Linked DNA regions of Homo sapiens: region 1 is linked to region 2. Evidence: chromatin contacts called from ENCODE Hi-C or POLR2A ChIA-PET data. All regions are on one chromosome and are shown on one strand. The core of a region is the stretch at or near the end of the contact, and the rest is flanking DNA. Distances in the headings are between cores, read along the strand shown.

Region 1 (2,928 bases), core at 409-2,908, 39 kb after region 2:
AGCTATGGATGGCGGTACGAAGCAAACAGATTCGGATGGAAAAATTCTTACCCAACTATGTCCAGTTAGGTTTATGAAAAGAGCACCATTATACCAGGCCTCCTTTGAACAAGAAAGGAAATAGCTTATGTCATGTGAATACAAAGTCCCACAGGAGTGTGCCCTGACTTTCCTTTCCAGCCTCAATTTTCACTGCTGCTTGGCAGGGATGTGATGCTCTGGAACACTCACCTGCCTGGCATTTTCCACGTATCCCATGTCCTCCTCCAATCCACGCCTTTGTTCTTTCTCTCCCTCCTGGAACTACTTTTCTCCCCCAATTGGCCTAGCTGTCTCCTGGCATTTTCTAAGGCCCAGACTAGGAATTCTTTTTCCCAAGGAATCTCCCCTGACCACCTCCCTTCCAAAAGTGAAATGCCACTTTTCAGTGCTTCCAGAATTTGCTGTGCATGACTGTCCTGTTACCTGTTAACACTTTGCATTATAATTATCAAGGTGTCTGTGTCTCCAGCCAGCCTGAGTGTTTCTTGATCCCTGTATCCCTAGCCTAGTACAGTGCCTGAAATCAGTGCTTGGGGGCCTTGTTAAAAGAAGAAACGGCAGGAGGGGAACAGTAGTAGATAAGCGATATTTCACAAAGGAAAAGGAGAAGCTATAACCTGTCTGTATGAACTCCCCAAATATGTCCCGTTCTTTCTTTGTTGTCACCCACCCTCTTTTGCTTTTCATGAGGGAGTGTTTGCCCTAAGTGAAAAGGAAAACCCACTTGTCTTTAGGGACATGTTATGCATGTGGAAGTCTGGCATTCCCAGCTGGGCGTTTAACCAGCCCACCACTTGGGTGTTTTATAGTAGTGTCTCAAGAGGTGTTATCTCCCTCTTTTAGGTCTTTGGAGAAAAAAAAGGTGATCAAAGAAACCAACTCTGGCTGGAGGGGGGGCAGTTAGAGTCAAATCGGGGTTTTAGTGGATAAGAAAGGGGACAGAATGGAAATGGGGTATGGATGATGCTAATATGAAGAATGTGCTTCAAGGCCTCCTGGCTATTTTTGCATGCAACCATCTTTCATATCCCTATAAGATAAAATCACTGTGAAGGGTCATAAACCACTGTCAGAGTATTTGACAAGCCCCATAGGTAGTTGTTCCGAGCTAGTAAAAGCATCTTAATTGGCCTAAATGACAACAGTTATGTTATAAATATCTAGAATTTATGACCTGAGAAGGCGTAATCACATCTTCCATCAGTTAAGTTTGCATAGGAGCAGCTTGAGGATTTAAGATAGGGCTGCAAGTTGGGGAAAATCTGATTAGCCTTAACTTTATGACAAACACAGAGCTAAGTGAATCGGAGTGCTTTCAAGTTCCTGATCCCTGGGAGTTAAAGGCAGTGGTGTTTCAGAGTCGGTAAAAGCCACCCAGTTCCCTCTGTGCAGCTGTCATTTTATTGGCCTTGTAAAGTCTCCCGTACACTGTGACAAATCCAAGACCATATACCTGCGAAGAAGAGATGTTTTAGATTATGGGGCACAGAGGAAGCAGACGGTGGGGTTAGAGGGTGAAAACCTATGTGTTTATGCCGATCCTTCTCCGGAATGTGCAGAGTCATTGTGAAAAGCAAGTCCGTGCTGCTTTAGGGCTCGCTCCAGGGTCTGATGAGACACCTCATTTTCTGTGGTAATTGAGGAAGCGAAATTCAAAGCAGGGTTTAAAAGTTGAGTTTATACATCTAAAAACCCCACACATCTTTCAAGTTAGCTGGAAATTACACTTGGATTTTTAAAATATGATTCATTTCCTGAATTTTTATTATGGGGATGGCATTATTATCAAGAGTACTACTACATCTAAAGCAAAAATCATAACAAAGCCAATCTGTTGAAAGGATGGGTGTTTTAAGAGACACATTGTAGAGATAAATTTGATGTCATTGATCAACCAGGTCATTGCCTGGGGACTCGCTGGTCAATGGAGTGGAGTCATCTTTGAGGTAAAAGGCAAACAGCCAACTTAATCCCAATTTGCAGAGCTTCAAAGGTGAACAGTCATTTTGCCAGGCAATGAAGAGCTCAGGTTATCTATTTAATGCCAAAGTCTGTGAAGTCAGTGAAATTTCTTTAATGAATTTGAGAGCAATCCTTCAAAGAACCCTTGATTGAAACCCCTAGAGAGGCCAGTTGTCTTTGAACTCAAGAGATGAAGTTTATCCTAGATTAACCTGATCTTTCAGTTTGCTCTGTCTTGTAATGTAGAGACAGAGTTCTGAATTTTGAGAGAAGCGTTATGGTGCTTTGGCAGGCATATCCAAATCCGATGTGTTTATTATAGCAATGTAGGAACACTTTTAGCTTTGTTGGTAAGGAGGTCTACCAACCAAAGGATCCACTTTACATATGAAATTTTTGTACATGTCTACCATGTTCCAACAGTTTCTGAAGATCAGATGGGTCCCAAGGTATATACTCAGTTTGTTACTTCTCAGTGGGTATGAAACAAAACTTCAGTTTTGGTTTTATTATTATCGTACGTTTCACTGCACTTTCATACCCTTAAACCTTGCATCTCTCAAATCTGGAACTCTGTGCCTTACGATGTGGAAGAAATAGGAAATCTGGAACTGATTATGAAATTATGAAGCAGGGAGATGCAGAAATGTGCGAGGATCAGTGTACAAATGCATAAACCCTGATGCACACAAAGCCTGGTGTGAAGGACACATCACTTTGGATTGGAACCCTGCTTTTACATTTGAGCGTAACGCAACCTAGCATTTGCCTTGTGTAGTGCTTGGGAGCTTTTGGTGTTAACAGAATTCTTTTCTAAAGAAATTCCTTCGGATTTCTTCAGAATTTGTCCAGTTTCCAGGTTCCAATAGGAAAAACATGGACAAGGTTTTAATAGAAAAATAGTGCTCCAGATTTTTCAGTTGG
Region 2 (2,700 bases), core at 46-2,545:
ACTCAAACCCATGTCTGTGGGACATCATACCCAAGTCTGTGCACATAAGTGCTGTACTTCACAGTGCACCACGACCCCAATTAAATATGAAGCTAATATGTTTCCATATACAAAATTGCTGATATTTAAACTCCTGCTAAACACTCACAACTAAGAATGCCTTTCATCACATAAAGCCCTTTAACCTTGTTTTAATGCCCTTGGAATACTACACCACTAGGTGCTGAGCAAGGAGAAAAAAAATCAAATTTGGATGGTCAAGGAAATAGGAGACTCCCACGCCACCCCCGCCCCACCCCCCAGGTTCTGCAAGCCAAAGCTCAGAGCACACTCTTACATTTCTCTTCAAATCCTTGGAGGTCTCACTTGCTCTAGATTGTGTCAAAGATTGTGCCCCTTCCCTGCACCAGGCACTCAATTCCAGGGGTGGAAGTTGTGATGGAGACATTTTTATAACTTGGACATAAAGATCAGGAGCCAAAAGGAATATCAGGTGGAACAAATGCTATTGCTTACATTTTATCTGGAGGTGGGGGTGCGGGTTGATGTGCCAATTTGCTCTCAGTTGCATGTACAGAAATTGTGACCTCAAATTCAGCCAATGGAAAGTCTGAGTATGAACATTCACATTGTTCAGACATTTAACAAATATGAACTGAGCTTCCATAATGTGATGGGGTTTGCATGAGAAGCTAATGATGCAGTAATGAATAAGGTGAGTTCCATACTCATAGATCTTCCAGGCTCCATTACTCCAGGCTAATGAAGGAAGCACAGAAAAGCAAGCAATTTCAGGATAGTATAATAAGTGCTGTAGTGGAGGAGGCACTAGATGCCTAGAGCAAATATGGGAGAGACGCCATACCGAGATTCAGAAGCCAGAAGTAGTGACCCTTGAGCTGTGGCCTCACGGATAAGTAGGAGTTGGCCAGGTACAGAGGCGGCAGAGGAGAATAGCCCAGCCCCAGGGGATGTCATGATGTAGATCTGATCTGGGAGCCTACCTATGTCCATAAATACATCTGGAGTATAGGAGGCAAACAGGCTATCGGTTGAGACTGAGGTCAGAAAGCCTTTCTGCTAGTTTTTTGAAGAGATTGAACTTAATTATAAGGGGACTTGGAAACCATTGAAAGAAAAGGCTGAGCAGTGGCATGGACGGATGTGGGTGCTTTAGAAGGACCCCTCTGGTGGAAGAGCCAAGAATTGATGGAGGGGAGTGAGTGGAGCACAGAGACTATTGGGACCTGAGAGAGGTGGTAGGGGGTAGAAAGGAAGGGTGGGGAGATCAGGGATGGGGAAAAGCAGCGGGATTCCAGAGCTATCTGAGGAGGAGGGGCCACGGGGTTTGTTCGTCTGGTGGAGGGAGAGAAGGGAGCCCAGGATGACAGACAGCCAGGCCTGATTTGGCCAAATCATCATGCAAATATTATTCTGGGCTGACAGGCCCAAGTTGCAGTCAGCAGAGGCAACACGGGCTTATAATTTGCCATTTGTGAATGTCCTGAGGACTGGAGAATCAGCTAGGAAGCAAATCTTCCTTCTGCTGCATAAGACAGCCAAAAGCACCTCTGAGGATAGGCATCTCAGGGATTTCAGAGCAGGTAACGCCTTTTGGTTGTTTTGAATATGCTGACAGAAGAACAAAAGCTTTCAGGAAAACAAAGCCCAACCCCTTAATGAAACAGGAAAGGATATACAGTTTCAAATGCTTGCTTGCTTTCCTTGTTTTCTGAGAAGAAAGATGCCTTGCCTGTTGAAGGTGGCAGATGCAGGTTGCTCTGTGGGCCTCGGGAAGGTTCACTGCAGCTGTCACCTGCCCAACCCACGTGTCCTGAGGCACTGTGACATCTTGACAGGTGTCCTGACTCTTGGCCTTGACATGTCCTGTCACGCCTGCCTGTCAGCTGGGACTGGGCTTGGGGAAGAGCTTGTGGGCCTGGGGCCTGGTAGTACTTGCTTAGTTAAACATCTGTGGCTGCTATTTCCCTGTCACAGGCTGGCAAGTCAGAACTACTCAGATTCACTTGCACAGCAATGGTCCTTCAGTCTTCTGATTATGTGGCTCTGCAACAGGGAGAGGGAGATATTCATGAGCAAGTGTGCAAAATGCATTTAATGCCTGCTAATGGTGTACAGCCATCCATTGCTTTGGTCTGCCCAGTGTCTGTCTCCCTATCTTTTGATACCAGGGGCCAAGTTTCTCTGGGGAATTCCTTTCAGTTTTTGCAGTTCTGGGACAGTTACCCTTCACCCAGCACTATGTCAATATGGGCACATGACTCAAGCCAGCCAATCAGAGTTCACTTTCCCTAGACTTGGTCACTCAGAGGGAGCTATCCCTTAGGCCACAGTGATTGGTTCAGAAATGGGCACATAATCAAACTAGACCAATGAGTCTCAGTTCTGAAATTTTGAGTTAAGATTGCTTGGAAAAAGAACTGTTTACTCTATGGAAATAGAAGCTGGAGTGATGAAATTTGGGGTACCGGGAGCGACAGGGCCATAGTGAGAAGAGAACCCTACCTGAAAATGAAGTCAGAAGGAAAAGGAAAGTAGACAAGAATGATGGAGAGAGAGGCAGAGACAGATCCCTGAAGACATCATTTAAGATCCCGAATTCACCTGTGCCCAAAGCCAGACTAGTCCTGAATGATTTAGTTACAAGAACTAATAAATGCCTTTTTCCATAAGTCAGTT

The links. A loop is a pair of places that touch in the nucleus more often than their neighbours do. ChIA-PET counts read pairs that join two places held with the same protein, here RNA polymerase II (POLR2A). Pooled maps may share reads with other maps.
Region 1: a map with no recorded cell type shows a loop between it and region 2 (2.5-fold over the local background). The contact joins the enhancer-like site here to the promoter of ERC2-IT1 in region 2. A Hi-C loop is called at or near these places in 6 of 37 single-sample maps with no recorded cell type and 1 of 50 pooled maps. POLR2A ChIA-PET finds 5 or more read pairs at or near these places in 2 of 52 experiments (AG04450 and OCI-LY7).

What each region holds. Positions count from the first base shown.
Region 1 is chr3:55,619,166-55,622,093 of GRCh38, reverse strand. All of the region lies in intron 17 of ERC2 (ELKS/RAB6-interacting/CAST family member 2), which reads left to right. Among named protein-coding and RNA genes, the nearest start is that of ERC2-AS1, 13 kb to the right of the region's middle. Within about 2 kb of position 1,658, at least 6 of the 41 ENCODE cell types and tissues checked have a DNase peak (open chromatin) inside an H3K27ac peak, as active enhancers do.
Region 2 is chr3:55,658,064-55,660,763 of GRCh38, reverse strand. It overlaps ERC2-IT1 (ERC2 intronic transcript 1), which reads left to right and starts at 1,295. Exons shown (of 1, transcript NR_024615.1): 1 at 1,295-2,700. The region is part of intron 17 of ERC2 (ELKS/RAB6-interacting/CAST family member 2); the gene reads left to right. RefSeq lists enhancers at 1,781-1,900, 1,941-2,140.